3 separate regions of the Homo sapiens genome follow, and all the other regions are linked to region 2. Evidence: chromatin loops called from intact Hi-C (ENCODE). Cell type or tissue: heart right ventricle. All regions are shown on one strand. Links, peaks and the distances in the headings refer to the core of each region. The heading gives the core; the rest is flanking DNA. Region 1 overlaps LINC00639 (long intergenic non-protein coding RNA 639). Region 2 has its middle 89 kb from the start of LINC00639. Region 3 has its middle 180 kb from the start of LINC00639.

Region 1 (11,112 bases), core at 1,525-9,524, 140 kb before region 2:
ACTGAGCTCCCCTACAATCCATGCTTTAAATTCTCTACCTGTCATTTCTGAGTTTCCTTTTTGATTAGGGAACATTGCTAACGAGCTAGTACAATTGTGATGGTTAATACCAAGTGTCAACTTGATTGGATTTAAGGATGCAAAGTATTGTTCCTGGGTGTGTCTGTGAGTGTGTTGCCAAACGAGATTAACATTTGAGTCAGTGGGCTGGGGAAGGCAGACTCACCCTCAATCTGGTGGGTACAATCTAATCAGCTTTCAGAGAATATAAAGCAGGCAGAAAAACGTGAAAAGGCCAGACTGGCCTAGCCTCCAAGGTACATATTTCTCCCATGCTGGATGCTTTCTGCCCTCAGACATTGGACTCCAAGTTCTTCAGTTTTGAGACTCAGACTGGCTCTGCTTGCTTCTCAAGCTTGCAGACAGCCTATTGTGGGATCTTGTGATTGTGTACGTTAAAACTTAATAAACTCCCCTTTATATATATAAATATATCTTATTAGTTCTGTCCCTCTAGTGAACTGTGACTAATACAGCAATTCTCTGGTGGTGTCACTATATTCAGATTTTTCACAGTGCCAGAATTCTTGTTCTAGTTTCTTCTTGTCTGGAAATGCTGGCACTTCTAATTTTTGTAATTATTTTCATACGAGTAGGATTTTTTCTTTTTATTTATTTCCCCATAGTATTTTTTTCTCTTCCTTTCTCCTTTCCTCTGCTTCATGTGCAACTGGAGAGAGTGCTGGGTAGGGTCTTTTGGCTTTGCTTCTATAGCTCTATGCATTCTTTCAGTAGGTTTTATATTGCGCTGTGCAGTTCAGCCTATATGCCAGTTGATAGTGCTTTTAGGTAAGAGCCAGCTGTGAAAAACATGGCTGGGTATATACTTGATCCTTGTTTACTGGCAGAAGCTCTCTGTTGCCTCAGGCAATGGGCTGGTTCATGGAATGCACAGTGGTCTGGGCTCCCTTCTTAGTCCTAGCATGGGTGGGGGCCACAAAGGACAGGGCCAGGCCAGGCAGGTCCACTTACAGGTCCCCTGATGACAAACACAAATACCAGGCACCAAGGAAGAATCCAGGGGGCAGCCACTAAGCACCCAAACATGTGCCTAGGCATGAAACTGGGAAACTTCCTCAGCCCCAAGTTCCCTGCACAGGAATAAGGGAAGGTGGCCTAAATTCCTAATCCAAGAGAGTAGATGCTCCAGATGCCTGGAGAGCTGCCTGAGTGTGGAACAGAGAGGACCCCTACTGCACCAAGATCTCTGCACAAGGACTGGTGACCCAGGCTGCTGGACCATGCAAGTAGGTGCTCTGAATGCCTGGGGATCTGCCTGAGTGTGTAGCTGAGAAAGCCCCTTTTTACCAGGGTCTCTGCACAGGATGGGTGGGGCAGCTCAGGCAGCTGATCCAAGTGAGCAGGTTCTACAAATTCCTGAAGATCTACCTGGGCATGGTGCAGAGAGGGCCTCCACGGCACCACAACTGATATCCCAGGAAGAGGGGCCCAGCTCAGGCTATTGGACCAGATGAGTGGTTCCTCTCAATGCCTGGAGATCTGTCTGCACCAGGATCTCTGCACAGGAAGGGCAGGATGGGTCAGGCTGTTGGTCCAGGTGAATGGGTATTCCAAATGCCTGGAGATATGCCTGGATGTGAAGCAGAGAGTCCCACTGAACCCTAATCTATGTCCAGGAAGGGTGGGCATCTCAGGCTGCTGAACCAGGCAAGTGTGTGGAGCAGAGAGGGCCCAGCTGCATTGCAATCTATGTCCATGAAGGGTGAGGTGGCTTAGGCTGCTGGTCCAGGCAAGTGGGTGCTCAGAATGCCTAATTTTCTGCCTAGAGGTGGAGCAGAGAGGGTCCTGCTGCACCATGTGCTCAGGGGAGCAAGCAGGGGCACCCAGAAATGGCACATGCAAATCAGTTCCAGGTCACCAAGCCAGCCCTGGCTGCAAGTCTCACCACCCAGGAGAAAGTGCAGCTGTAGCAGCTCTCCTCCCGCCCCAGGCTTACAATGGGGGAAAGCACAATTCCAGCATCTACTTCTGAGGCACTTCCCACATTTCTAACTGTGGAAGCCCCTACCCTACTCTAAAGCAGGCTCTTTAATCTCTGGCCCAAGACTAAAATGCCTGCATGGTTGCATTGCCAGGTCACCCAAGAATAGTTGCCTTTGTATGCTCGTGGAGTAAAAATGGCTCCCTGCTCTCAGTCCCAGGTCTGGGAAAATGTCTGCGGCTTTTCCTGATATCTTTCCCTCACAACATCTTCAAGCCTCTCCTCAGGTTAGCTACAGGGCTTGAGAGAAACAAAGTGCTTTCCCTCAGCCTGGGTTGCTTATATCCCCAATGGAAAGAAAGTCACAGAGGGAGGCTATCTATATCTCTCATTCTGGGGCTTCACGCACCTTTATCAGCTGGACGCCATCATGAGAGCTGCTTGGTCATGTTCTCCTATCCAAGATCTGGGGTATCATTCATAATTCTAGTGTACTCTCATTTCCCTTCTTGAATTAAAGCTCATAGAGTCAATCTTTATTTACTATCTTGCTATCATGAAGTGGCTGAGGAATGCTAAGAGCCTCTAATCTGTTATCTTCTCATGGCTGCTTTAATTTGCATTTCCCTAACTTCTCATGAAGTTGAATGTCTTCTCTATGGTGTTTATTCTGTATTTGTGTTTTTCATTGGTTTGTTTAGCCTTTCGATTTTTTAACTTGAGTTTATTTTTGCAATCAATTCACGGGAGAACTTTGAGGACTATAACCCTCTTGTCTGGCATATTGCTAATATCCCTCAAAACTCTCCCACAAATTTCCATATGTGATGTCCATTTTCTCCTCAGTCCATGGCTCTCTTTTACTTTTGATGTCTTTTACCATATAGGGTTTTTTTTTAATTTTTATGCAATTGTGGTGGAGACTACCAGTTGCCCGCTAAAACCCATTCTGCTTGCTTCTTTGGCATATGGCTGCACTGTACTTCCCTACTCCCTTGCAGTTAGGTGTAGCCCTAGGACAAACTTTCATCAATGTGATACACACAGGATAAATGTGTACCTCTTCCCACATTTAGGTCTTAAGAAGTACTCATGCCCCCTCCATGCTCCCTCTCCTTCCACCAGATAGAACTTGGACATGACAGCAAATTTTGACCATGGAGGGAACAATATCCTATGAGACAACAAAGCCACATGTATCAGTCAGGGTCCAATCAGAAACTGGGTGGGAGTGGGGCTTAATATATTGTTAAACTCTAATCAATGAGTGACTATAAGAGAAAACACCATATGGTACCTGATATGGTTTGACTGTGTCCCCACCCAAATATTGAATTGTAGCTCCCAGAATTCCCACATGTCCTAGGAGGGACCCAGTGGGAGATTACTGAATCACGGGGGTGGGTCTTTCCCATGCTGTTCTCATAAGAGTGAATAAGTCTCACGAGATCTGGTGGTTTTATAAAAAGGGAGTTCCCCTGCACATGCTCTCTCTCTTGCCTGCTGCCATGTAAGACATGCCTTTGCTTCCCCTTTGCCTTCTGCCATGATTGTGAGGCTTTCCCAGCCACGTGGAACTGCGAGTTCATTAAACCTCTTTCCTTTATAAATTACCCAGTCTCGGGTATGTCTTTATTACCAGCATTAGAATAGAATAATACAGTACCATTGGGCGGAGGAAGAGCCCCTGAGGAAGTCCAAACCTAGAGGGGACCCCCTTTCCCAAGGCTGGGGTTCAGCCCACTAGATAGCAGAGAAGTTTACTTGTTTGCCCAGGCCAGAGCTAACTGCAATCACTGAACAAGCAGGAAGCAATCTTCTGGAGTAGAGGCTGGGCACAGGCAGTCAGCAACTGGGGATCTTGGCCTGGGCATGCAGAGGGAGTGAGGCTCTTGGGCACAGGTCTGCAAAGTAAACTGCACTTGTAGGGGCAGGAGGCCTTCAGAAGCCATTTTTCAAGTGAGTTGGGCTGCAGAAAGGTTATCCCCAGGCCAGGCTTAGGCTGTAACATTGCTAAAGGATCATTCATTCTGAGTGCATGGTTAGAGCAGAACTCTACAGAATGGCCTCACATTGACACTGCTGACCCACTGTATAGCTGCCAGAAACAGCAGAAGCCCCTTTCACTAGCAATGTCCCTCCAGCACCCTCTAATGAGAAAGTGTAACATCTTACCCACTGTAAATGGAAGATGGCTGCAGGAATTCTGTCCACTGTTATCACAGAACATATGAAAGAGCGCAAGTGGAGCTTAAAGGCAATAAATTGTTAACTAGCACACTGAGACTTGTCAACTATAAAGAGCCTGAGTTCCTGAACGACCACAAGGCCCCCACCAGTGGTCAGCAACCACCTGGAATGCTCACCTCTGAAATGTTTCATGAGAGAAAAATAAGCTTTTGTGTCCTTTGAGCCACATGGAGAGGGGAGGTTATTTGCAATAACAATTTGGTTTTATCCTAATTCAGTACTCTTTCATTTTAGAGTTTCTTGGTTTCCTGCCTTGTTTAGGAAGATCCTCTAGAGTTTACTTAAAAATACGCAGCAGGTGATTATCTGATTAGGAAAAAACTTGTCAAAAGAGAATATGGTCACTTTGGTTATGGTTAGTTAACAGCTACTTCCTAATACAGACAAGTAAGGAAGAAAATAAAAAGACAAATGAACATTGTATAAGTAAAATGCCATAAACAAACCACTCTAGCTCCTTTGAGTAGCTTCTGTGAATACTTTCCAAAATGCAGACTTAAAGCAGCTGCAGAGAGGATGTTAATGTAAAGTAATCATAACAATTAGGTCTCCTAGTATATCGAGTGTCTTGACCACTCTATACAAACATTTGTTAATTAAGCAAGAGGTGTGAGCAGCTGGAAACATGGAAGGTATAGTTCCGTACAAAATTCTACACTGTCTTATGCCAGAGAGAATTCCTCTCAGCATGTGGATTGCCCTGTCATGTGAAAAGTTAATTATAGCCTCTCCACATCATCTCCGTCGTCCTCCTTTCCTCTAGTATCATTTCCTTCTTTGTGAGAAGTCAGTGTGGGCCTTATAGATAAAGTCAGTCAACATTTACGGCTGTGCTGTGTATGCACATTATATTGCCTGGCACTGTGGGAAAACACAAAGGAAAAACAGGCCCTCATCCAGATAAATAAGCATTTATGGCCTATCAGGGAATCTGAACCAACACATGAGCAATACAGAATAGGCAGGCCAAAAGAACATATCACTAATGAAAGCACCACTTGTAACAAGTGCCCACCTGTAGTAGGAACAATGAAGAGATGCTGAATGAACACATTTTCATCTCCCCTTTCCTGTAAAATCAGCATATATGTATGTGTAAATACTGGCTAACTAATCAAGTCCACCAAAAGACAAGTCAGAATTTGGTGATTACCTGAAGGTGAGTGGAGATAAATATTTTTGATGCTGGTGCTTTTAGCATATAATGGATTTATTATATTTCAGACACTTGTTCTAAACAATAGCATAAAATCTACTGGCAAATATCATCTTTCTCACTATTGTTTTGTTTTGTTCTGGGGCTCTGTTCTGGAAATCAAGGCTTACATTTTAGGGTAATAAAAAACAAAATCACCTACCCTGCTCAACATTTAAATAACACCTTTGCGCCTTTCTACCTTCCTCCCTGTAGGAATTCCCTGCATCCCCGATCCCACCTGCCTAGTGAATTCCTGCTATTCTTCAGACTCAGTTCATACAAAACTCCTCTGTGGGGCCTTTTCTGAGTTCCTCTAGACAGAATTTATTCAGCTAGCATGAGTGTTATCATTGCATTTTGGAAACATTTACTGCATGCTTTTATCTCCTGCTGATCTGTGGCAAGGATTTTTGTCTTCAATATTTATATTACTACAGCATGGCATTTGTAGGTGGCCAATATAAGCTTATTAAATGAATACATTTTCACTTTTGCTATATAGTTTCCATAATCTAGTGTCAGAACTTCAAATTCTTAAAACATGTCACAAACAGACTAATAATATTCTAGTAAAATTGTGTGTTGGTTTGTATTTAGAGCAGTGTTAAAAGTCTTTCCACCGATTGTTCCACAGCCCATGGCAGCGTTGAGTTGTGTCCTGGAAGTACACTGCCCTCTGCTGGCGTACTTTTCAACAAGCACATCAGTGCAAGGCAGGCCTTTGTTTAGATGGTGGTTCTAATCCCCCCACCATGCTGGGCAGCAGCTAACCACATGGCCATAGCTATTTATAGAAGGACAGTAGTGTAGAATATTAATTTTCATTTTATAGTCTGTGAAACATAGGCAGGGTACCAAATAGGAAATAAAGGCTGGTAAATGTCTTTATGTGTATTTTATATGGAGCCCTGAGTTGCTTAGAAAATTCGTATCATTTTTATTGTTTCATAATTTGAAATGGCTTTATACCAGTCTTGCTAAGACCACATAATTGTATCAAAGAAATATAAGACATTAGCACAACAGATCAATACACACACACACACACGGTGTGTTTCTAATTTTGTAAATACATGTTCTATATGCACATATCTGAAGGAGGAAAGGTTAGGAATAATGTCTCAGGATGCTAGTAAATGACAAGATTTTTAGCTGCTTTTAATTTAATTTTTGTTATCTTCTGTATTTTCTAATTTTTCTGAAATAATCATGAACTACTTGGAAATTAAAAAAAATGAAGAGAGAAAAGTTTATAGATAACGTTGCCAGGGGAAACAGTAATAGATAAGGCCTAAAGGCAAAATTAAAACTATCCTGCTTAGTGCAAGTAAAAGAAGTACCTTCTGATGCTTAACATCACTAAGAAAAATAAATCTATAGTTGTCGATTACAGGAAGAAATGTGCTTGTCCTCTCAGGGAGCCACTGTTTAGCCAGCCCCTCCAAGACAGGTCCTGTGAGGCTTGGTTCAGCCCCATTTACCTAGAAATTAATCATTAAGCCAGGCTGTTCTTCGTTAAGAAGCCAATGAAGTCGGTCTGCCATAGTCCCAGAAATACGGCTTGTGAAAGACTGCTTGAGTTACTCCAAAAAGAAACCAAATCATAGGCACTTAGAATACCCTGAGAAAGCTCAAGAAAGGGGGGAAATGGCATGAACACTTGGCAAAGAAAGCTCAGCAATTTTCTTTTTAATTATTGAGATAAGAGAGTGAGTTTGGTTTCATTTAGCTGTTCAAATAGAAATCTATTTAAATATTTAAACAGAAAAGCCTCCTGATCTACCATCCTGCCCTCCTGTAACAGCTATGGCCTCTCCACAGAGATGAATTTTATAGTGGATTTGGTTTGGGAAACTTCTGTTTTATGGGTTAGAAATTGATTTCAAGAGCATTCAGCAGAGTAAAATACACACAATTGTGTATTTGCTTTGGGGGTAAGTCCACACTCCCTTGCAGTACAAACTAAATCTCCTGCTGGTAAACACTAGGATGTTTGGCGTTTGAATTGCTTCTCTTTTAGAGATGTGGTCCTGATAATCTCTTTCACAAACTATTAAGGGCCCAAACCCTCCACGAATGCCTGGCCCTTACTTCCTGGGCATCATCCTGTGCTGTGTTTCTTCATTCTATTTGGACAAATAAAATTCAACAACATCAAAGCAACAAATATTTGTTATATGCCTACTTGTTGTGCCCAGTGAAAATTTACTCTCCCAGGTGGCTCCTGATAATCAGACAAATCTTGCTGCTTTCTTCCATAACCAAGCCCATTCCAGAATTTAAAGGTTTCTTTAAATTATGCACCCTTCAAGAAGCAATTCCACAAGATGGGGAAAGGCAGCCTGTCACAGCATTTAACCCATCAGACATTTTATGCTTCCAGTGTTTTACTCTGCCTAGAATGTCCAGACCATTTTTTCTTCCAGCAAAATCTTTTAACCTTAAAGGTCTAGCTTGATTCTCAACACTTCAGCCTCCCCTGAAGCACTACCTCCCTGAAGATGTAAGTTTCCCTTCCCTGATCATCGTTTCCAATTTCCTTGTTCCTACTTCAGGCAGAGCTCTAACACTGTATTACAATTTTCTGTTTACCATGTCTGCTTTTCCTCTTTAAACTATGAGTTCCCAAGGAAACAGACTGTCTCACAAAATAATATTCCCAGTACCTACTGTTCGATAAATAAATACTGAGTGAATGAATGAATGTAACAACCCCTAGAGAATCCAATTTGTCTGTATACTTTTATATGTACAATAAAAAGATTAACAGATCCAAAAAGACAGCGTGAGAGCTTTATCTCAACTCTTCACAATATGTGATAAAATAGAATTGAACAAGTACTGTTTTAATTAATACCTAACAGAATGGCATTTATTAATATTTCTGTAGAGAGTAGTGTGAAAGCAGCAATTTTCACTTTGAGATTTCTCATGGGGAAAAAAAAATCAGCTTTTCAAGAAGAAAAGTAGATTTTCCTAGCAGCTCAAACTTCCTTTCACCAAATTCTGTTAAATCGAAACAGCTAGCCAAAAGCTGTTGCACATTTTGTCACCCCAAAGAATGTGATTTTTTTTTCTTGCTATGTTGGTGTGAGCTTTCCCACATTGCTTTATTTGACTGTGTGTGTGCCATTGGTGGCTGAGAAAAGAAAATCTCAGATATCATTCCTTGATTCACCAATTATAAATTTTGTAAAAATTTGTAAAAATACAAATTGTAAACTTGTATATTCCTAGTTAATTTAGTATTTTATTACTTTAAATCATAGTTCTCTTCCTTGGGAAGCTAATGTCTCCTTAATAATGAATTGTGCTTTTCCCCTAAACTATTCCCTGTTATTATTCCTGAACATTCCACACATAAATTCATCTCTGACCTTTTAGATTAATCCCTTTGTTGTTTAAGATCAATTTCGTCTACTTCCTGGTAGCCAGCAAGCCTGTTGGAAAAATATATTCATTCTTTCAAGTCCACAGTAGCACAAAATGCATTCCACAAGCTAGTATAAAACCATTTACAAACCAGAGGCTCCCAGGCTGGTAATTCAGCAAAGGTCCAGGCTGTCACTAATCCATCACGTAAATTGTTCACCTGTGAAACCATAGGTTCCGTATATGGAAATACAAAGCTAAGTCATTGTCCTCATAATTCAGGTTTTTTCAACTCTAACCTCATTACCTGAATATTTCAGATGAATGTGGGGGTTAGGTCAGCCTGAACAGTACAAGTAGAGAGGGTAGGTTAATAACTTTGCAATAGCTAATGTCCATCTTTCATAGGCAAATCAGTATACTCTGCCCAGATTGACACTTCTGTTTCCAACTTAAAGATTGTTTAACTGATCCATCTCCAAAAGTCTACGACTAAATTCAACCCTTAGGCAGTTTGAACATTTACAGTTTTGTTGAACTTAGCAAAATGATCATTTATGTTGTGCATACTCCAATTCTCAAGGCTGAGTTAATGTTAATATCACCTTGATGTGCTAAGATCTCCTAATGATGTGGTACCCAAAATCAATCTTCTTGTGTGCTGATTAGAGATTGATGTGAATTGAGTTATGACTTTATTCATGATAGACAAAAGACAAAGCTTTGGTGGTTTCAAAAAGGAAAAGACCAGCCTTGACAACATGGTGAGTCCATGTCTCTACAAAAAATACAAAAATGTGCCAGGTGTGATGGTATGCACCTGTAGTCCCAGCTACTTGGGAGGCTGAGGTGGGAGGATCACCTGAGCCCAGGAAGTCAAGACTGTGGTGAGCTGTGATCAAGCCACTGCACTCCAGCCTGGGCAACAGAGTGAGACCCCATCTCAAAAAAACAAAAAGGAAAAGATTTTAGAATATCAAATATCTTTTATCTCCTAAGTTAGATGCACAGACTAGCTTTTACTCACAAACAAGGATGAATACACTCTACCCATGCATCTGTGGCAACCAGACACTATAGTTCCAAGGTAGAATTATTACATAAAGTTGAATTTCTTTTTTCCTAAGCTGCTTGGGGTTGTAAGTAGAACAAAAACCTATATTCTGAATTTAGAAACTGGAAAAGCAGGTATGCTAAAATACAGAACATGATGGACAGCATAGCATTAATCTTGTTTTTGGACTTATTTCCCTCATGGAAAATTTCTTCACAAAGAGAGATTTACTGAGGGAGAGTCCAGTCCCCATTGTGCTATAAGAAATTCAGGAGCTTAGATAGAGGCCGTGTAACAAAGTTAGGATATTTGGTTGTGATGCAGGGCAGGGGGTTTAGGAGATCTAAAAATCATATTAAAAATTTAAAACACTTTGATTTATCATATATTTGATATATGATTTATCAAATTAGCAAAACATTTACTTTTAATAATGCTTGAAGCTAATACTGCAGCTACAGTAGTTATGAATAATTTAAATTTGAATTTACATGTTTAATCATTTCTGTCTTAAAAAATAGCAAAATGCAATGTTAGGTTGACTGTTTCTCTGATTTCCATGTAAATTACCAGGGTTAATAAATTTGCTTGTCACTTAACAGAGTCTAGAATTATTCAATTACTAAGTATTTCTTCCTATGTTTTTGTATTTCTCTTATAAGGTCTTCTGGAAGAAAAACTCTGTAGTAATATAATACCTGGCTCTTTTGACATATTGGAGTAAAGATTACATTTTTAAATCTAATAAAAAACAGATTATTTAAACAAAAATTAAACCTTGAATCCAACTATCTTATTTCAAATGTTTGTTTTCTTTACTTTTACTGTTAATAACATCATCTTAGAAGCTTAATAAATTTTCCTTTGTGTTTTGCTCAGTGCATTTGACATATTTGTTTTAGGTAAGATCTCTTTCAATTTAGTTGAGATTCCTGTTCTCTAAAGGAAATGGGCCAGGGAAAGGTGAGAGGGGAGTAACAGAGCTGTCTGAGGAATTGTAGAACTTGAGATGATAAAACAACAGGTGGTCAATGAGTTTTATAAACCTATACCTGAGTACAGACAAGAAAAGCTGTGCTCTAGAAGAAGACAAGCCCAGAGGTCATCAGCAAGTTGTGCTGTCTCAAGAGCTCTGTGTCAAGGCGGAAAATGTTCTCAGATACCAAGAAGCTGACCCAAGCCAAAGACCACACTTAGACCAAACTTTTATGACACATGGGCTTCATCCTGTTACTA
Region 2 (11,112 bases), core at 1,533-9,532:
CACAAGAAGTGACCACCAGTAAGATAAGCAGAAGAACTATTCAGCTGGGCCCATATTGCAGAACCATAAGAAAATTAAGTTATATATTTTTAAGCTACTAAATTTTGGCTTTATTATGCAACAATGAATAACTGAAACAGGTACTTGGAAAATGTTTTTTGACTCAATAAATGAATGAATAAAGTTTGTGATTTATTCATTGCTTTTGCTATGAAACTACCATAGCAAAAAAATGTGACATTAAAAACTCATAAAGAGGTCAGGGGCAGTCACTCACACCTGTAATCCCAGCACTTTGGGGGACCGAGGCGGGTGGATTACCTGAGGTCAGGAGTTCGAGACCAGCCTGGCCAACATGGCGAAACCCCATCTCTACTAAAAATACAAAAATTAGCTGGGCATAGTGGTGGATGCCTGTAATCCCAGCTACTCGGGAGGCTGAGGCAGGAGAATCACTTAAACCCAGGAGGCAGAGGTGGCAGTGAGCCGAGATCACGCCATTGCACTCCAGCCTGGGTGACAAGAGCGAAACTCCATCTCAAAAAACAAAAAACAAACAAACAAACAAAAAACTCATAGAGTGATTGCAAAAAAGGAGAATGCATGAAAAAAAAGAAAAAATAACATTTATTTAGAAATTTCTATGTCCTAGGCACTATATATACCAAGACATTTTCACATTCACATTGCATTTTCTCCACAACAACCCAATGGGGTAGATATTATTTTCCTATGTTTTTTATCGATGAGAAAACTGAAGTTCTGATCAAATTAATTTGGTCAAGGTCAAACAGCCAAAACGTATAAGAACTGGATTCAAATACACATATTTGTGTTTACAATAGCCATACTTTTTCCACTCCATTGTACTGCCCACATAGACATTTGCATCCATTGGGGTATAACTATTAGCCCTAGCTCCATCATTGGTTTTCTTTTTTCTTTTTTTTTTTTTAAGACAGAGTCTCATTCTGTCATCCAGGCTGGAGTGCAATAGTGCTATCTAGGCTCACTGCAACCTCTGCCTACCAGGTTCAAGCGGTTCTTCTGCCTCAGCCTCCTGAGTGGCTGAGACTACAGGCGTGAGCCACACCATGCCTGGCTAACTTTTGTATTTTTAGTAGAGATGGGGTTTCACCATGTTGGCCAGGCTCGTCTCAAACTCCTGCCCTCAGGTGATCCCCCTACCTTGGCCTCCGAAAGTGCTGGGATTACAGGCGTGAGCCACCACCCCCAGCCTCACCATTGGTTTTTCAATGGGATTTTGAGCTGCTTCTGTGACCCCATACACTCAGGTTTTAGCTCCCTGTGCATGACATTACCAAGCTGATCCTGCTGCCCCTTCTGTAAAATACATCCTAACTCCCAGAATGGTTACAAAATTCCAGCAACTTTTCTTGAATGATAGTTGCTTATCTCTTCAGAACAGTCTGGGTGCAAGAAGCCCTTGGAACCAGATCAGACCTGAGACCAGACTCCATGATCCCTCTGGAAGAGATGCACCTGTACCAGTAGTGTCCCAGAAGCTTAGAAAAGCAAGAGGAAAAGGGCTGTGCCCCAGTCCAATGGCACCTCTTTAAATGCACTCCCATACTCTGGTATGCCCATGGTATGCCAGCTCAGTAAGTCTGAGTGTGACAGCAAATAAGTACGCATTCGGAAATGCTCTCCAATGGATTCTGATGCACAGCCAGGTTTGAAAACCACTATTCTAGTCCATTTAAGAATATAACTAATTAAAGAAAAATTCTTAGTCTTTACTCCTCAGAGTATATATCACACTGATGGTGTGTGAAAGGTCATGCATTTTTAAATGTGTGGATCATCTATCTTGGCATTTTCAATTCACTAGATGTCATCACCTTCTTCTTTAATGTTGGCTTGTACAAAAACAGTTTAATATCACAAAAAAAATGAGTTTTTAAAATCTCAGTAGTAACCCTAATACTGATGCCGTTACCCCATATATGACGAGGTAGATTTAGGTTTGGTTCTTTGAACAGATACTACCGCACCTTTACCATAACATATCCAGCTAATATAGTTCAATAGATTTAAGAATATATACCCTGCCTTCATGTTTATTTACTTTGCTTATTAAATGAAATATGATATAACTTCCAAATCAAAGTGTAACCTGGCTAACATCCTCCCATAAAGTTGCTCCTATGTTTGCACTAGAAGTATCCTTGAGAAATATAAGAAAAAACCCACCACTCATGTAACTACATGATCAATAATCTCCATTCCAGAATCTTAGTAGAATCAACACAAAGCCCAAGGCATTTGGAATTGCACTGAGAAAAAAATTACTGATTGTTCGGCAGATCACATACCCTGGTTTGCTTCATGAAAAAGAAGCCATTTGGAAAAGAAATGCACAAACAAAAAATATATTTCTATTCCCCACCTCCAATCCCCTGAGTCCAAAAGAAACACAGCAACCAGAGACTAAGGCATCTGCCCTCTATTCTCTCTTGGGTTCTCCTTCTCTATGTGTCAAACACAATACTCTCCTCCCCCAGCCCACTCCTCCAAATCTCTGCATCCAGGCAGAGATTACAAATTCGAGAACACAGTGGAGTGATTAGTGTATGTACAGAGGTAGGAGGCACTAGGAGGGACTAGTGGCAGCTGGTGGCTTCTGGCTTCTGCCATGGGAGCAATGATTGCTGGGGATTGTGGTTTTTTGTTCATTATGATGGTTTGCATATCATAGAATCAAGCATTTGAGATAGGTGTCACATTAAACAAATGCCCACTAAGAACTGGGGAATTTGATTGAAAGTTCAGTGCATTAACCTCCCTTCACATCTCTTAAAAAAAGATACCACATCAACATTTGTTTGTGAAAAACATGGTAAGGAGGGAATAAGAAAATGTCTATATACACTGTCTGATGACAAACATGGAGTCTAGCTTCGTCTCACCTTGTTCAAGAAAAAAATACAACACAAGTCTATGGGGAAAAATTATAAGATAAGGAAAGAGAACAATATTTAAGAGAGCAAGAAAAAGAGCTAACATCTGAAAATAAACTCTTTTTATAATGCAGAAAAAAATTTCCAAACTCTGATTAATTTCTTAGGCATGGTACAAAAAGACAGAGTTTTTAATAAAGAGAAGCAGAACGAGGAAACGAGATGGTAAAATGATGAAGGATTTTAAGGAAATTAAAAATATTAAAGCATGCAGCACAGTTTTGGTAAATGGTTGGGCAATATCTACTAAAGCTTATTATATATATGCTCTATTATCCAGCAAGCCCTCTAGCAGGTATATTTACCCTAAGAAACTTTTCAGAGGCATCGAGATACAAATTTCAACAATGCTTATAGCAGCATTGTTTGTAGTAGCCAAAAACCATAGAAAACCCAATTGCCCAACTGTTGAGAGGGTAATATGGTAGTATACACAAATAACGACATGCTGTACAAAAAATGAGCAACCTATAGCTAGTCTCAACACAGAGAAGTGTCACAAATATAATGACTTGTGAAAGAAGAAGTCAAACCAAAAATTCAAATTGGTTGATTTTATGTATCTAAAGTTTAAAAACTAAACAACAGTATTTAGGGATGCACACTTGGGTTGCCAAGCTGCTGAAAACAAAAAGGTCAGAGGGGAGGGAGGAGAACACAGAGGTTGGTTGATCACGGGGAACTCACCTGAGCACTCCCGGGGCTTGGGCTCTGGTCCCTGCTAATCCTCAGAGCCGATGAAAACTGGTCATAGGATAAAGAAGCAGCCAAATCTGCAGCAGGCAGAGAGGGGAGGCAGGAACTGGAGAGGACGCGAGTGGTGGGCGGCAGGGGTGGTGTGCAGGGTGATGTCCACCAAGCAGAGAGGGTTCCTTGTTTCCCAGAGCCGAACACAGGAAAATCAGCTGGAAGCCATGGAAATGAATAAGGAGCTGTTGAAGTTGCCAGCTTCCTTGAGTAACTGTGTAAACCTCTCGTCTTCTATTCTCATGGCCAATAGTGCTTCCAATGGTCAAAACTCAAGCCTCAAGATAAAGCATGTAAATAGCCTGAGAAGAGCAGTGTTGGTGCCTAGTGGAGAGGAGCCAGTCAGGGCCTTCAGTTACCCAAGGGGACTTGGATTGCGTAGAATTTAGCGATCTCACTTTGTAGCGTGTCCTTCAGCAAGTCACTTTCTCTGTGCTCCAACTTCCTCCTCTGAAAAACTAGAGAATCTAACTGGATCATCTCCAAGATCCTTTCCAATTGAAAAATTTCATCACCTGTGATGATTTTCCTGTACAATGCAATTTGAGAAGGAAACTAGCATTTATGAAACCACTGATATGTGCCAAATCTTTCACATGTATTGCTATTTCCATTTTAAGTGTAAGAATAATATCAAGTTCAGAGACGTGAAAGAAGTGGTCCAAGATCAATCATCCAGTACCTGGAGGACTCTAGATTCAAACGCACATTTATGAGACTGTAAAACCATTGCTCTTTCCATGACACCATGTTTTTAGGGACTGCCCATCTAATGGTTCCTTACAAGATAGAGCTGCATATAGAGGGGGAAATGTAACCTACTCTATATGCAGCTATAAAAACAAAGAATCTGGATTCTAACCACTTAGCTTCTCCAGAGTCATAATGTGTTAGGAAGGAGTGAATGAGAAAGAATTTTATTGCTTCTCTGGCCTCCCATGTGACTAAGAGATTGCCTGAGATGTGTGTGCAGACTCTCAAAGAAAAAGTTGCATAATCATCAGGCACTGGACCTTGCTGTCATCTCGGTAAACGAAATCCTAGATATGGAATACAGCTGCTATCTCAGCAGCTGGATCCAGCTTGGGATGTGCTTGTGTCCAGCGGAGCCCACGGCAGCCTTATGAAAGCCCTCCTGAGCCTGTTTCTAGAATCTCCTCTGAGACCATAAGAAACTGCCCAGAGCTTAGCCCTTCAGCCCCACTGACAGGCTGGGCCAGTCTCCACCAAGTCCAGGCTCCACCAAGGCCTGGATTCTGGCTCTTTCACTCAGTCATTCATCTGTCCCTGAGTCTTCCAGAGAAAGAAGTCTGCCGAGTGTCCAGAGCAGACAGCGAAGCAGGGAATCAAGGAAGCTCTTGGCCAGCTTGTAGGCAGCCCAAGTCCTGGCATCCCACAGGAGAGGAGAAGGGCCCCTGCCTTTCCAAGCCAAAGGCTCACACAAGCGAAGGATGGGCCTAAAATCCTCACTCTGGAAGCAACTGACTGAGGTCCTGCCACCCAGCCCCAGCCCCATGCACAACTGATAAGACAAACGCTTCCTGTCTTGAGTTCCCCATTTGGGTAGTTGTCCCAGGGGTCTGATCTTCTCCCCAATCTCACAAGCTTTGGGCAGGTCATTGGGCCCTCATCCCTGAAGTCAGGCACTGGGCTGAATCTATTCTGGCTTTAGGGTTCTGAATATGTGATGTCTCATCTTCTGCTGAAGGGTTTTTCATGGAGTACTGAAAACCCTTAAAGCAGAATATTTCAGAGTGTGTTCTGTGACTTGCAAATTATTCTGTGAGGAGAATACGATGATGCGGGAGGCACAGAACTAGGTTTCTGTGGTCAGCTAAGTTGTGGAAATGCAGTAAGATCCATCTGTCTTTTGGAATCTTGATCCACGTGAACATAGGAAAGGCTCTGAGAAGCTCTTCATTCACAGACACACACACACACAAATAGATAAATTGGACTTCAACACAATTAAAAACATTTGTGCTTCAAAGGACAATATCGAGAAAGTGAAAAGACAACCCAGAGATTAGGAAAAAAATATTTGCAAATCATATATCTGATAAGGGTCTAGTATCTGGAAAATATAAAGAACTTCTACAATTTAACAATGACAAAAAAATTGATTTTTAAAATAAGCAAAAGACTTGAATAGACATTTCTTCAAAGAATATATATAAATGGACAACAAGCATATGAAAAGATGTTCAACATCACTAATTATTAAGAAATGCAAATCGAAACCAAAAGGAGGTACTATCTCACACCCAATAGGATGGCTGCTATCAAAAGCACAGAAAGCAACAAACATTGGCAATGATATGGAGAAATTGGAACAGAATCTGTGTGCAATATTGATAGGAATGTAAATTGGTGCAACAGCTATAGAAAGCAGTATGACAGTTCTTCAAAATATTAAAAATAGAATTGCCATATGATTCAGCAATTCCACTTCTCAGTATACACCCAAAAGAATTGCAAGCAGAATCTCAAAGAGATATTTGTACACTCATGTTCATGGCAAGATTATTCACCATAGCCAAAGGTAGAAGCAACCCATCTGTCCGTCGACAGATGAATAGATAAACAAAATGTGATATGCAATGAAATATTATTGAGCCTTACAGAGAAAGGAAATTCTCATACATGCTACAACATGGATAAACCTTGATGAAATGCTAAGTGAAGTAAACCAGCCACAGGAAAAAAAAAAAAGAAAAAGAAAAGGTCACACGGTGATTACCATCAAAGTCAGAAGAGTATTGCAGTTAAGAAGAGCATGCTTGGTATGAGGCATGTGGGGAGCCTATGGGATGCTGTAATGTTCTGGTTTCTTTTTTTTTTAGAGATGTGGTCTTGCACTGTTATCCAAGCTGGAGTGCAGTGACACGCTCACAGCTCACTGCAGCCTTGAACTCCTGGGTTCAAGAAATCCTCCTGCCTCTGCCTCCCAGTAACTGGGACTACAGGCACACACTACCATGCCTGGCTAATTTTTTTATCTTTTGTAGAGATGGAGGTCTCGCTGCATTTCCCAAGCTGTCTCAAATGAAGTCCTGAAAATGCTCCTGACTCAGCTTCCCAAAGCACTGGGATTATGTGTGTGAGCCACCACTCCCAGCCTACAGTGTTCTGTTTCTTAACCCGAGGTGATAAACAGTTTATTCCCATGATTTCTCAAGGTGTATATTTAGGATTTATACCCTTTTCTTCATGTGCATGTATTTTTATTATTTTTAAAGTTTTATAAACATATTAGCAGAATTAAAATCTAGGTTGAGGAAAAAAACAGGTTTAATAAAAGAAAAATAAGGATAAACTTGTATACTCATATAGAATATAAAGGAAAAAAACTAAAGAGAAAAACAATGAGAGCTAAGATGATGACCATGAAAGAAAGAGAATTAAGAGATGGAAATTTAGGCAACTGATGTTCCCAGAAAAAAAGTCCAAAATGAAACAGAAAGGTATAAAAGGTACTAAGCTTTATAATTGTATAGAATTTATAACTTTATAGAATTAATTCACTGAATCCTTACAATAACCCTATGAGGAATACCATTTTTAGGTTCTTTATACTACTGGGAAAACCAACGTCAAAATTTCCCAAGGCCTTATGACTGGTAAGTGAGAAGCAGGTCAGTGGTAGACAGAGGCCTTGAACCCCTCCCTGTCTGTGAGGTCCTAAAGTCAGCTCTCTGAGACACTGTATCACACTGTCCCCTATTATTTCCTGTTCCAGATTAAAATATAATGTACTGCAATATTCCATGCCAAAGAATGGCAGTAAAATATTTTAAAAGACTTTAGGGGAAACTCGTATTTTGATCCAAGAATTTTATATGCAGTTGTCTTAGTCCATTCAGGCTACTATTATAAAATACCATAGACTGGATAGATTATAAACAGCATTTATTGCTCACAGTTCAGGAGACTGGAAAGTCCAAGATCAAAGCACCAGCAGATTCGGTGTCTGGTGGGGGCCTGCTTCCTCACAGACAACCTTTTTCTCACTCTAACCACACATAGCAAAAGAGGCAAAGGGGTCTCTCTTGGGCCACTAATCTCATTCACGAGGGCTCCACCCCCATGACCTAATTACCACCCAAAGGCCCCACCTCCTAATACCATCACTTTGTGGGTGACAATTTCAACGTATGAAGTTTAGGGGGACATAAACATTCAGACCATAGTAGCAGCCAAGTTGTCTCACCCTTGTGAAAGCAACAAGACAAACTCAGATATCTTAAAAAATACACCCATTCATGTGTAAATCTTTTTTAAGAAGATGTGTGAAGACAAATTTCAATTGACTGAAGAAAAAGCCCTAAAAGGAGATGAAAATGAAGAAGGAATGACATTACTCCCAGACCTCCAAAATGACTGAAACAAAGATACATTACATTGTAGGAACAGGTTTTTTTAAGAAGAAAAACTAGGATGGGCGTGGTGGCTCACGCTTGTAATCCCAGCACTTTGGGAGGCTGAAGCAGGCGGATCACTTGAGGCCAGGAGTTCATGACCAGCCTGGACAACATGGTGAAACCCTGTCTCTACCAAAAAAAAAACACAAAAATTAGCTGGGAGTGGTGTTGTGCACCTGTACTCTCAGATACTCGGGAGGCTGAGGCAGGAGAATCACTTGAACTGGGGAGGCGGAGGTTGCAGTGAGCTGAGATTGCTCCATTGCACTCCAGCCTGGGCGACAAGAGGGAAACTCAGTCTCAAAAAAAGTAAAAATAAAGAAAAAAAAGAAAAACTAAACTAAAGCAATGTCAAAACATTCTTAATAGATACAATTTTTTATATTTTTATAATAATCTGGAATTTTTAAATCTAGATTTTTACAATTAAAAAAAATTTACAATAATCCAGAATACATTAACAAAAATGGGTGAATGAGGAACAATGAGCAGCAAGAAGGTGGAAGGTAATGGAAAAACATGACTTTACTCTTTAACAACTGGAGAAATGTAAGTTAAAAAGTGCTTTTGGACATGAGGACACATCAAGTTTGACCTTTGAACATTTGAACAGAAAGTACTGGACAAGCCAATAACCAGGAAAATATTTCAAGTTCTGGCCAGAGAGTCTAACCCTGGTTTTTACTTCCCCTCCATCTAACACTGGCCTGTAAACATCTGTCCCCCACCTCCTGAGTGTTCAATTCCGTTGAAGTGCTTTCAAATATCCTCCAAGTTATACCCAAAAACTATGAATCTGAATGTTCCCAAATGTTTCTTTCCAGCTGCACCAGAGTTGTGCTGAGTTCCACCTAGGCAGGTCCCAGTGGTCTGCAGTACTCTTGATTTCTTCAATCAGATAGTAGGCATCTCCAGACCCAGGAATGACTCAGCTTCACTTTGAATTTGAGATTTTATACTCTGCATCACTCCTAAATCATTTAAGAAAGCTGAAATAGCTTTTCCGTTTTCCAAACTCCCCAGACCAAATATAGTGCTGATTATACCCAACAGGTATTAAATAGGGGGGTGATTGCAGTTAACAAAAAAAAAAAAAAAAAAGTGCTTTTGAAAACTAAGTACTGTAACAAAATTTAAATGTGTGTTTATCTCCAAAGAAGGACAAATAAGATCCATACTTCAAAACAATAGAAATGCAAAGAACTATCAAAACAAAACTTGAAACAAGATGATAAGTAAGACCTAATGCATTAAAGTCAAAGGGCTGCGGATTGAGTTCAAACTGCTGTTTTTAAGAGGCTGTTATAATATAAAATGCCATAAATGGGATAAAAGTAAAAGAAAAGGAAAAATATATGAAAGACAAAGGCAAACAAAAGAGAAACAGAAAAGAAAATACTAATTTCAAATTAAAATGAATTTAAGGCCAAAAGCTTTACATAGGGCAAATACTATCATTTTATATTAAGGTTTCTTTGTATCACAGTGACAGTCCAATCCTTACATGCTGACTAGAATTGTATTGAAACACATACAGATTTCTTAAAAATGCAAGGATATGTCTTCAGTAACTCAGTCATAATAGGAGATTTTGACAGTCTCCACCTTGACAAATCCAATAAGAAAAAACTAAACACGACACAATGTTTTAAAAAATACATACTATTTAATGAATATATATCAAATTATGTATCCCACAAGTCAAGCACCACCTTCTAAAAACCTTCTAAGTAAAAGAAAAAAATCAAAACTACTGTTACAATCAATTTAGAAATAATCAAAATGAGAACACTGCAGTACATATAAAAGGATATGATATTACAAATGAGGCACTCAGGGGAAAAAAATTGTAAGCACTTTAAATATTAAGCAATTTTAAGTGTCAAAATAATGAACTGAGAACTTATAAGAAAACAGTAAGGCCACGTGCAATGGTGCATGCCTATAGTCCTAGCTACTCAGGAGGATGACGTGAGCCCAGGAGTTTGAAGGAGTTTGAAGCTGTAGGGCTCCATGACTGTGCCTGTGAATAGTCATGGCACTCCAGGCTGGGAAACTCTGCAAGATCTGTTTCTAAAAACAAACAAATAAAAGCAATAAAACCAGTCAAGGGTAAGCACGAGGAAGGAATTAATGAATAGGAAAAGAAGAAAGTAATAAATAAGAAAATAGAAAAATATTAAAACTGATGTATTACCCCCAAAGATGGTTCTTTGAAAGAACTGATAAAAGAGACAAACTTCTGTTGAATCTAATTAGGAAGCAGATAGAAAGTACTCATAGAAGACTACTGGATTCACATCAGGAATCCAGATATGAGAACTTTTTTAGATAAAAGATTAAAACTTAAATAAATCAGGATCAAATAATGAAATACCGTTTCACACCAGTTAGCCTAGCAAAAATTATAAAACTCTAACAATAACAAAGGCTGTGCATATGTAGTTGAATAGCTAGGCTAGACCACAGCAAACTGCTTTGGTTTTGAGGATAAGCAAGCCTAGAGACTTCAAGTAGTTCAAAGTTGCTTTTATTTTAGTCTACTATGCAAACAGCAAATAGGCCGTGTGGAGGATGTCTATCTGAGATGCAGGTGGGTGGATGTGGCTCCCTGTTACTTCCCTTGCATTTCATGGTGGCACACTGGAACTTCAGTCCATCAGGTCAGAGGACCATAGAATAGAGGGGTCCCTGATTCTTTATATCCCTAAACACATTAAAACCCAGAAACAACTTTTTTCACTCAAAAAGCCAAAGTGCCCATGCCTAGTGTTCAAACTCCATGACTTGACATCCTTGACATGGCAGCTCTGGGGCAATGCCCGTTGTCTGCACTGCAGGATCCTGGAGTCTTCCATTTGTGTCCACTTGAGATTTTTAATGCAATGGCTTGGCCATAATATTTCACAAGATAACCCACTACCCATCCATTTTTTAATTCATTTATTCAACGAATATTTGGC
Region 3 (11,112 bases), core at 1,104-9,103, 270 kb before region 2:
AAGCCAAGAAGGTAAACTCGAAAGTTGATAAAATAGGTTTGCTCAAATAAAATCATCATCTTTACTGGTTCATTTGGTTTATTTTAAAGGAAAGTAACGAGTTTATTTTTCAATACATAGAGAAGCATTAAAAAAAGAGGTGGGAGAGGCATTTTATAACTTGTCAAATTATGATTTTTTAAGTCTTATGTTTTTACACACACACACACATCACACACACAGGTGATGGGGCTGCCTTCCCTTCCCTATCCCTGGCAGGAAGTCATCCCAGTGTGAACAGCCAGGATCACACAAGGAAGGGGTGAGAGTAGGGCGGGACCACACAAGGAAGGGGTGAGAGCAGGGCAGCACCCCAGCAAGGTCAGGAGATTACTTACTGGAGAATTGAGTAAATAAGTAAAAATATCACGAATAATGATAACCAGGCTTTTCACTGTCAGAGAACATGAGGTACAAATATGAGAAGGGGGAAGGAGAAACAACCCCTGCAGCATTAGATTGGAATTAAAGTTTATCTGGATGAACTCATGATTTTCAGTGTATACCTAGAAAGATAGATACAGAGATATAGAGAGATGAAAATGTGTATATACACATGTGTATGATACATATATGTGTGCAGATATGTATATATTATGTAGGTGTGTATGCAGGTATGTATATACTTGCATAGATTTCCTTGCTCTGACCACTGAGAGGACCTAGGGGCAGCAACATCTCAATAGCAATAAAGCACACCAAGCACACAGATCTCGACTTTTGAATGCCACTTCTCCATCTTAAAAGACAAAAACAGGACATCTTAGACAAATGGCCAACTCCAGGGTGGTTGGGGCAAGGAAAGAAGACGTGCTTGTGCACATCTTGGTACATCAGGTTTAGGAAGCTGTCACTGGTCAAATCTGGGACAACTTGAACATCAAAATAAATAATCATTGTAATGGATTATAACTCATCGATGTAAGTCTCTAAGTACACACTTATATCAATACATATGTACATATACACATACATACATCTTTACATACTACTGAATGGCAACTAATAATGGCATTTGGCAAACTGTTATGCTAACAATTAACTCAGGCAAGAAACATCAATGGAGGCTAAAACTGGTAGATAAAATTGGGATGAGTAGATTTTACACAGTCTCCAAGTGACTTTCCACAAAATACCCATTATTACAAAGGAAAAGATAGATAGGTTTGCAGCAGAAAAAAAAATGTCAGACATCATCTTAACTAGGGGATCAGTGTTAACTTCTCCAGCAATGAGACAAGTAGACAAACAACTGCCATCAGAGAGGATGAAGTAAGAACACAGCATCACTTCTGTGAAATTCTGGCCAAAAATTCTGGGTCTTAACATAAGGAAACATCAAACAGACCCAAATTGGCCTTTAATCTTCATAACTCTTCAAGGTCATGGAAAGTAAAAAGACTAAAGAATTGCTTCAGGTTTGCAGTTTGAGCCACATTACAGCTGGGTGTAAGGTTCTGTCCTAGATCATACCCCATTGTTATAAAGGAGACTAAAATGGAGTCTCTGGGGTAAGGATATATTTGAGACATTTATACATTTAACTTTTCTGTACATTTGAAAATGTTTCAAAAATAAAATTATAAAAAGAGGTAATGAGTAAAAGCACTTACTCTAAGGGTAATGCAAGTAAAGTGAGGTGGGGTTCAGAAGCTAGAGAATCCCATTTCCATAGTAACAGAGCCCAGGTCTGCCTTCAGTATTACTGTATCTTGAGAGCCCAACCCAGTCCTTCACATAATTGGCATATGTTGAATGAATTCTTTGGTTAATTGAGCAGAGAGAAGGGGAGATGTCAGCCAAGAAAGGTTTCATGAAAGAGACAGAGGGGAAGAGGGGGCAGTCTAAGCATGGGAAAATGAATAAAGAAGGTCACAGAAGTGAGAAAGCAAATAGCACACGAAGCAGCAGGTGGTTGGAGTAGAGAGAATGTTTTAGAACACAGGAGAAGTGATGGTTAGGAAAAGTAGTTCATACAAGATAAGAAATAACCTACAATATCAGGGTGAGGTAAGGAAAGAATACTCATTTTAGAAGGCAATTGAAAAAGCTTGTTAGTCCTTTCTAAGCAAAGCCCAATTAATCTTTTTTTTCTATCTTTGCTCTAATAGAGGTACCAAGGCCCAGTGGTGTATCCAAGGAGGAAAGAATACAAGCAAAGATTAGGGATAGTCTGCAGTTACATGACAAAATCCCCCAGGGAATTCTACAGGATTATGTTCCATAAACCCTATGTTAGTGTTTTGTGATGGAATAATTTTGAATTGGGCTAAATTAACCATATTTTTATCCTAAATGACTCTTTACTGGGATATTCCAAGAGGAAGAGAATATGCAATTTGACCGAAGTTAACCTCAGTACCATTCCTCACTCCACCTCCATCCACCAGGAGACTCTAGAGGAACCGCAAAAGCGCACTCCAGGAAATGCTGTTTGTGTGGTTGAGCAGAGGGAAAAAGGCTTATGCCAGGTATTTGTGAACAGCCATCTCAACCCTATAAGGCATGTGAGGATTTTAAGTGAAATCAGAGATAAAGTATAAAGTGATTGAACTCAAATGGTGGCAGAGGAGCAAGGCCCTGCACACCATAATTTGCCTACTTCTTTCTCTCGACCTCTGTCAGTTTCTATGTAAACAGCCACACACAAAGATTTTAAGGATAAAGTCAAGCCCTCCCAAGGGCTCGCATGAGCTGACCTCTTTGTGGCACTGTGCTAGCTGTGGCCCAGTTACCATGGATGTCAGAAGAGTTAGAGGAAGCTTGCAAGAAAGCATTGATTCATGAATGGGTAAGGGTAGTGCCTATGGCAGTTGGGGTGTAAAATAAGGCAAAAAAAAAATGAAATGAGTGGGTAGAGATTGAGAGGCCCGTTTGATGGAGGCTCAAAGTGCTGCAGGCCTGTACTCATTCTCTCATTCTACCAACGCCGACAGGAACACCTTCTTCAGTGAATGTTCCCATTCAGGGTCTGGTGACTCTCACTGACAGACATACATTCAGCCCAGAAGGAGGAATGACTGATGATGTCTATGGAATTGAAATTCAGCAGCGCGTAAAGTATGCACAGTGCCTCTTCGGTGACCATATTGGACAATTACCAAGTTGAAAGATACATAAGTGCCATGTAAACTTTTCAAACATTCAAGGAGCAAATAGCTCTTCCCTGCACAACTGTGGTTCTTCCCATGAGAAGGAGGAAAGCAGCAAGCACTGGTAGTAGCAAAAAGCAAGAGATAAATGGAGAAAAAGTGAGAAACGTCTTTAAGGTTTCTCCTCCAGGTACCATGGAGTAGAAAAGAGGGAAGATTTGAAATGGAGAAGGGAGGACACCTGCACATGCATGCAATTAATTTTTTGAAAAGGTATGAGATGCCCCTCCGTGATTCTCAAACTTCAGTTTGCTCTGGAGTTCCCTGGGCAGTTTGATAAGAAAGCAGATTGCAGGGTTTCATGTTCCATAAGGTTAGGGCTCACTAGGTTGAGGCGTATACTCAGAAGTCTGAAAGATAAAAAGATCTTCAGATGATAATAATGCCAGCGTCCTTTGACCACAGTGTTATAAATCCTGGGCTATGACGATCTAGTAAAAGTTATTTGGGCTGAGCGTTTCCTGAGACTATAATGAGTCCATGACTGAGTGAGCCAAAGCTGATGAGCAGGCTAACAGAAGGCTCCTAGCACAGGTGACTAGAAAGGGATAAAATATAATCTCTTTATCCTCTATGTATGGCTCTATGTCAAGGTCTTGCATATCAGTGGAGAAATATAGCTAGATATAGGTATATAGATATACATATAGATATGGGGGGGAGGAAGGGACCCACTTTAGGTAAGAGAAGTATTGAACAAGAGAAGAAATGTAATATGGTCCAGGTCTTGATGTTATATAGTTGAATCCAAGTAAATTAATACATAATCCACCCTAATTACTAAAAAAAATTGAGCTCATCTAAACCCTTAAAATGAGGGACTCTATTCCAAACGGTCAGCCACATGTGTCCCCTCACAGCCATGTCCTGGAGGCAGCGAACTACTGAGGCGAGAGCCCTACAAGAACATGTGAGAGCATATATCTTTACAGGGTGGTGATCTTATTCCTGTCAAGTATATGGCCAGAGGGTGATTGCTGGGTCATATGGTACTTTTGTTTTTAATTTCTTTAGAAATCTCCATACTGTTTTCTATAATGGTTGCACCAAGCTACATTCCCATCAACAACGTACAACTGTTCCCCTGTTCCCTTTTCTCCACAGCCTCAACAACATTTATCTTTTGACTTTTTAGTAATAGCCATCCTAACAGGTGTATAAAAAGGGTAACTTTGTGAGATGATGGATATCTTAATTTGTTTCACTATGGTAACCATTTTACTATATATAGTATCCCCTATTATCATGTTGTATACTCTAAATAAACACAATAATTTTTTTGAGCCCTGCATGATAGTCACTCTTGCCTGGTTTCAAATCTGGTTCTGAAACTTCCTTGCTGTGTGACTTTGGACAAATCAGATCATACAACTATCTGAATCACAACATTTTTGTAATAAGGGGATTTTAATATAGGAAATTGGTTGCACATATTTTGGAAGGGCTAAAGAAGAAAAAGAAGGAGGGGTGCTGTAGGAGAAAGGAGGAAGAAAGACTGACACCTAAAGATTAGAAGCTGCTAAAGCCCCTGCATTGAGCCCTTTAGCAGCACCTGCTACTGTGCTGCTGGAGAAACTATCTCAGTTGGTTCTGCATTCATCAAAAAGTTCCTGTGGTGACTAGGGTTGGAACCACAGAAAAGATGTTGACTTGGTCCAAGCGTCGGGACTTCAGAACGTCTCTACCTTTGTTGTCATAGCAACAAACAACAACCGCCACATTATTAGTGTCAAAAGCAGGAAACTTCTCTCGGTTCACTTCTGATCTTCAAACAGGAACTTTAGATTCCCATTAGCATAATTGAAAAGTAAGCCAGCTGGCAATGGAAGCTGGGAAATGTAGTTTGCAGACTTCAAGCCTCAGTAGCATAAAATATAGCATAATTGGGCAGATGTGAAGCTGAGAAAGATGAGTAAATAACTAGCACAAATGCTCATGAGAGATTGGCCTGTAGTTTTCATTCTCACAGTGAATTTCTATCATTTCTTTTAAACATGTCTTTATTTTACCATATATTTCAGGTATACAACATGATGTTTTGACATACTTATATATAGTAAAATGGTTACCACAGTGAAGCAAATTAACATATCCATCACCTCACATAATTGCCCCTGTATGTGTGTGCGTGAACGCATTTAAAAATCTACTCTCTCAACAAATTTCCAGTATACAATTGTTATATTTTCCTCTAATTTGGTCTTGAGGTCTCTCTCTGGAAAGTGGTACAAATTCCAATGCTGCACTCACAGGGCTCCAGGGTAGATGGTCATGGATATTTACAGTGTGCTTTCACAGGGTACTTCTTTATTCTCATGGATAGCCTAATGCCCAAATGTTCAACCCATGACCAGGTGTCTCTTGCACAGGAAAATCTTTATTCTGGCAGACACCCCTGTGGGACTCTTGTCTGACCTGTGGATAGCCACTCTCTAGGACAGAGCCTAACTTTTCTCCAGGAAAGAAGTTAGGTTCAGGTGTATTGATCAGATGAGACAAAGAGGAGGCAGCACAGCAAACAAAATAACAGAAGCAGTTTCTTATTTACAAATCCCAGATGGAAGAGGGCAGCACATCTTGTAGGGCCAATGGGAAACGGGAGCTTTCAGGACATGCACACTCAATCAGTTGGGTAGGGAGCAAGAGAGAAAGAGAGGGACTTATGGTACCTCTGTCTTTCATATGGTTCAGGGAATTGCCCAAACAGATGCTCCTCAAGGAGTTCTAATTGGTGGGTTTAGAGCAAGCAGGCTTCAGTTCCCAGGAGTTATGCTATGACTGAGAGGTGGTCACTATGGCATACCTGCACATGCACATTCCATGAAATGTATGGGGTCACTGGGGCAAGTCAAGTAGATTGTATCTAGCTTTACCATACAAAGGAGGTCCATGCCTCAAATTTGTGGATCTTTACACTGCTCAAGTCTCTACTTTCTATGATAGGTGAACCTCATCTTAATTGCTTACTAACAATCATATTGGCCTGGAAATCAGAAGACCCTAGTTCAAGAACTGACATATTTACTAATGATGTTGAAAAAGTCATCTTACCTCTTTGAATATCAGCTTCTACTTCTAGAAAATGGAGCTAACACTACCCCTATTGGAGGCTGAGAAGTTCAAGATCAAAGCCCTGGATTGGAACCATTAGCAGCACCTGCTAATGGGCTAGTGGAGAAAATATCTCAGTTGGTTCTGCATCCATCAAAAAGATCATGTACTGACTGGGGTTGAAACCACAGAAAAGACGTTGACTTGGCCCAAGCTTCAGAAGTTTGGAATCTCTCTACCTTTGCTGTCACAGGTCATCTTACCTCTTTGGACATCAACTTCTACTGCTATAAAATGGAGCTAACAGTAACCCTTGCCAGCAAGCAGTTAGATCAAATGAGAATGCAAATGTCCAAATATTCTATAGACTGTAACACTGTAGAAATTTGAAGCACGAGCTGGTTACTACTGCTATTAAAGTTCTTAAGAGTAGTTACAATTCTGGTGGAGATTGGCTTTTCAAGATTGACCAGGAAACTATGTTCACACTTAAAGCTATTATCAGTTTCAGCTTGAATACCACTCATTTATTCAAGTTAATTCAGAATGATTCGCTTTCTGTCACATGAATCAAGAACCCATTGCTATATTCTGAATGTTTGTTTTCCCCAAAAATTCATGTTGAAATCCTAACCCACAGGGTGATAGTATCAGGAGGTACTAGAAGCTGAGGCCTTTGGGAGGCTCTGCCCTCAGGAGGAGGATTAGTGCCTATATAAACGAGGCCAAAGGAACTCATTCACCCCTGCCACCATAAGGAGGTTTTAGAGGAAAGTGACCCTCTATGGACCAGAAGACAAACACCGAATCTGCCACCACCTTGATCTTGAAATTCCCAGCCTCCAAAACTGTGAGAAATTTCTATGGTTTATGAGCCATCCAATTTATGGTATTTGGTACAGCAGCCCAAACTGACTAAGACACAGAATGCATTTGCCCAACTAAAAAATTTTTTAATCCTGTGAGAAAAAGAATAGCAGGGACTTTGAAGAGAGTCGGGCCTGAACCTAGTCTGCCATCTTACTTTGCTTACAACACAGAACGCAGGTCTGCCTGGTGTAGACGTAAGAAGCTTTCCAAGCTTTGTGCCAGCCCTTCAGGGGAGCCTATGGGCAGAGCCAGGGCATCTGATCAGAAGGCGGGTGTCTTCAGGGTGCTCTTCCAGAGCAAGCTGCCCCCCAGCCTTGGCCAATGAACAGAACAGTCAGGACAGCAGCAACTAAAAATCATTCCCAGTCACCCGGAAATTGCTGGGTCTGAAGGAAGCTGACAGCTATCAAAGCCGACGTGGCTGGCTGACTGCTGCTCACCAAGGCAAAGAACGGCTTCCAGCAGAGGGCTGGGGGAACAGGGCTGAGTCCTGACAGCACAGACATGACCTCTACAAGTCACCCTCTTTGCTGCACTGTTGAGACTTAGAAACTAGGGAATTCATGGGAAACACATAAGAAACATCTGAAATTCCATGAGAAAGAGGGCACAGAGACGCTGTCAAACTCGGAAGTAGCAGTTGTTGTCATGCCCAATAACAAACTTTGCAGTCCTTTTTTTCTAATTGATATTTTTAATAATCCCTTTACCCACAAGCAACTCAGAGATATTAGGTTTTCTCTGTTTCCAGGGTTGCTAGGCAACATTTCTAGGCAGCTGGAGATATTTCCATAGTAAGCAAGTCATGTTCTACCACAAAGGCCATGGTTTGAAAAATACATTTTTCATCCATCATCTATAAACGCAGTGTTTTAATACCAGGGGCCTTTTATAGTAGCTAAAATGAGATTCCGCATTTGATAATAGTAACTACAGCGTGCTTTCGCATCGAGCCTTGATCTAATTCTGCTCTGAGAACGCGCATACACCAAAGAGTGCCTCAGTTTTTATAGGTACCATCAGTCGAGCATGGCCAAAGAGATGAATTTTTTTTTAATTAGAGTTTTTTAAAGAGCTTTTAGAGGTTGGTTCTTTGGCTTTTGTTGTTAATTTCAAACTGAAAAGATTTGTTTTCCCTGATTGTATTATTACTTCAAAAAATGTGAGACAACCTCTAATACAATGAAATTTACTTGTAGGAGTCTCTATTTTTCTAATTAAAATTTAATATATACCAGTGATCTGTACATTTTTGCTAAGTTCTAATTTTGATTGTCTTTAGTTGGATGCTTACAAATATCTTCAGTGTGTGGGATGCTTTAGAAAATTTAAACATTGACTGTGCCTGGAGGTATTTTTAAAAGTCTCCAGAAACCCTGGGCTGCATCTCTGCTGTTACAGAAAATTAGCTTTTAACAACAAACATGTTAATCAATAGTGGATTAAATTATTTCTCATTCTTTGCTCATTGCCATTCTTTAGAGCCGTGCAGTTATACCGAAAGCAGAGCCTTCTTCTCCTCTGAAAGGTATGCAGTGCCAAACTTCTAATCCCCAGGTTTCGAAAGAGTTACATATCCAGAGTCCCAAATAGTTTTGCAGAACTGGCATCCACAAAAGGACACTTCTAGAGTTGTCTTAAGCACAAAGTCACCCACTCTCTTTTCACCAGCAAAAAAAAAAAAAAAACATGTTCTAAGTCAGCAGTGTTGTTTGCCGGTTCCTCAAGATACTAAGAATAACAAGTTTACCACATGAAAACCAAACTCTTTTTGGACCCATTTCTCTAATGCTTTCTTATTTATGTAGCTTCAGAAGGTGAGTTGATTGCTTCCAAAATAACACATTTATATCTGATTCTTTTCTAATTGGGTTTTACATAGGTGAAAAACAGAGGTATAAAATATAATTAAAGATAATAAAATTATCTTCCACATGTATATGCTATCTGTTTTGAATTTTTCTTGCAGCAGTGGGTACTTCACAGAACAAAAGGGTCAGAGGCTAAGAATTTTATCTTCAAGAGAAGTAGATGAAGTGGCACATTTATGCACCAAGAATAAATTCCTTCTGTAATGGACAATTTTCAAAATCAGGCAGATCTACAGAATTAAAGTAACTTTAATATTTGTATTCTTAACCAAGTCTTTGTGTTATTAAACCACAACCACCATTAGGAAAATAATTTTTTCTTCTGCTAAGCAATAAAATCTCATTGATTCATCCAACAAATCTTGAGACCCTACTGTACATCAGGTACCTTGTCCGTCTCTAGGGATGTAAGTGAAGGGAATGTTTTCCCTGCCTTCAAGGAGTTTATGGCCCAGGAAGGAAATACAAATAATTAGCCAGGCAATTATAGCCGTGCAGTAAGCGCCAGATAGAAGTAAATACAGGGAATTAGGAGAACACAGCAGAGCTCAGGAGAGTCCTCCAAGCACCTCCAAACTGAGACCTGAAGGATCCACAGAGTTAGCCAAGAGGAGATGTGGGGGAGCCAAGGGGAGGAGGGAGGGCAAGAGTGTTTCAGACAGGAGCCATGAGTACCAAGAAAAGCAGCACCTCTCTCCTTCACTGGGGATAGTCATCTTCTCCCTGTGTCTGTGTCCTAATCTCCTCTTCTTATTAGACACCAGTCACAGGGGATTAGGGTTCACCCTAATGACTTTGTTCTAGCCAAATTACCTCAAAATTATCTTATTAAAAAAAAAACACCTTATCTGTAATCAGTCACATTCTGAGTTACTGGGACTTAGAACTTCAACATACAAATTTTGGAGGAACGAATTTAACTCATAACAGTCACTTTGGCTGTAAAAGTGGAGAAGGTAAAACTAGAGGATAGAGACATGACAGGAAAACCCAAAGAATGTATTTCCAGGAGGAGGGGGAGGAGTTGACAGCACTCCAAGTGCCTCCAAGGTCAATAAGAAAGTAAGGATTGGAATGGAATTGTCCTTCAGAATTAGGGGCAAGGAAGGGACAATGACTTAAATAAGTGCTGCTTTGGAGAGTGATGGGTGCCAAAGGCCAATCTCAGTAGTTTATGAACTGTCTGGGAGTTCAAAGGTGCAAGCAACCCCTCAGGAAGTTTATCTGAGAAAGTCAGGAGAGAGCTATGAGTAACTGAAGACAGAGTCACAAGAAGACTTATTTTGTCAACAAATAATTATTAAATTCCCACTGTGCACACAGGGCTGAGGAAGTACATTAGATAAAACCTTGCCATTGGCAAGATCAAAGTTTTGAGTTAATGGAGAAATTAGTAATTTCCATATATGATCAAGGACTGGAACACACAAAAATGATATCAGATGCTGAGTTTGGGAGTTAGAAGTAATCTATTTTTTAATTTTTAGCAATTTATTTAATGTAGTAATAATAAAAGCTATCACTAAGTATCACATATTAGGCAATGTGCTAAGTGCTTTACACTATATCTTCTAATCAATATAAAAACGGTATGAGGTAACTAATATTATTTTCTTCATTTTACAAATAAGAAAGCTGAGATTTAATGAAGTTAAATAACTCAGTGAAGTTCCAAAAGCTAGTAAAAGTGGACCCAAACACCACCCATGTCCATGCTATTAAGAAGAAATTCCAAAAACTCATTTCAAAAGGAGTATTTGTGTTTGGAAAAGGATGTGCTGAGGGGAGGTATTTTGTGTAACGTGGGGAAAAACAAGAGAGAAACTATGTTATATGATTATGGCAAAAGAAAAACTGTTTATAGAGTCTCTTAGCACTTATCATCTGCATTAGAGTGCAGACCTTGGTTAAATTCTATCATGAATCAAAGAATCCTGGGAGTTCCATGTTGTATGTACATCTCGCCTGCCAATCCGACATAAATTTCTCAAGAGTAGCTATGTCTTTATTACCCTTTGTTGTTCCCACCAAGCCTAGCTCAGTGGTTTCACTGTAGGAGTCTAATTAAGGCTCAATAAATGTTTGCTTGAATTACTGAATGTTAAACAAAAATATTGAAACAGAGAACA

The links. Peaks named below come from ENCODE experiments on the same cell type or tissue, not always from the same donor. Only the 100,000 strongest peaks of a DNase experiment are listed, where the experiment ranks them.
Region 1: it touches region 2 in a loop (3-fold over the local background); 49 of 110 quality-filtered maps call a loop at or near these places.
Region 3: a loop joins it to region 2, with 3 times the contacts of the local background. A loop is called at or near these places in 78 of 110 quality-filtered maps.

The regions. Positions count from the first base shown.
Region 1 is chr14:38,861,622-38,872,733 of GRCh38, forward strand. All of the region lies in intron 2 of LINC00639 (long intergenic non-protein coding RNA 639), which reads right to left. Among named protein-coding and RNA genes, the nearest start is that of LINC00639, 50 kb to the right of the region's middle. In heart right ventricle, for the core only: CTCF peaks have their summits at 6,127 (motif pointing left) and 6,331; a DNase peak (open chromatin) is centred at 6,130; H3K27ac peaks cover 844 bases.
Region 2 is chr14:39,000,411-39,011,522 of GRCh38, forward strand. No RefSeq gene overlaps it. Among named protein-coding and RNA genes, the nearest start is that of LINC00639, 89 kb to the left of the region's middle. In heart right ventricle, for the core only: no CTCF peak of the experiment used is centred there; DNase peaks (open chromatin) are centred at 4,891 and 5,044; H3K4me3 peaks cover 1,921 bases; H3K27ac peaks cover 2,138 bases.
Region 3 is chr14:38,730,331-38,741,442 of GRCh38, forward strand. No RefSeq gene overlaps it. Among named protein-coding and RNA genes, the nearest start is that of LINC00639, 180 kb to the right of the region's middle. In heart right ventricle, for the core only: no CTCF peak of the experiment used is centred there; no DNase peak of the experiment used is centred there.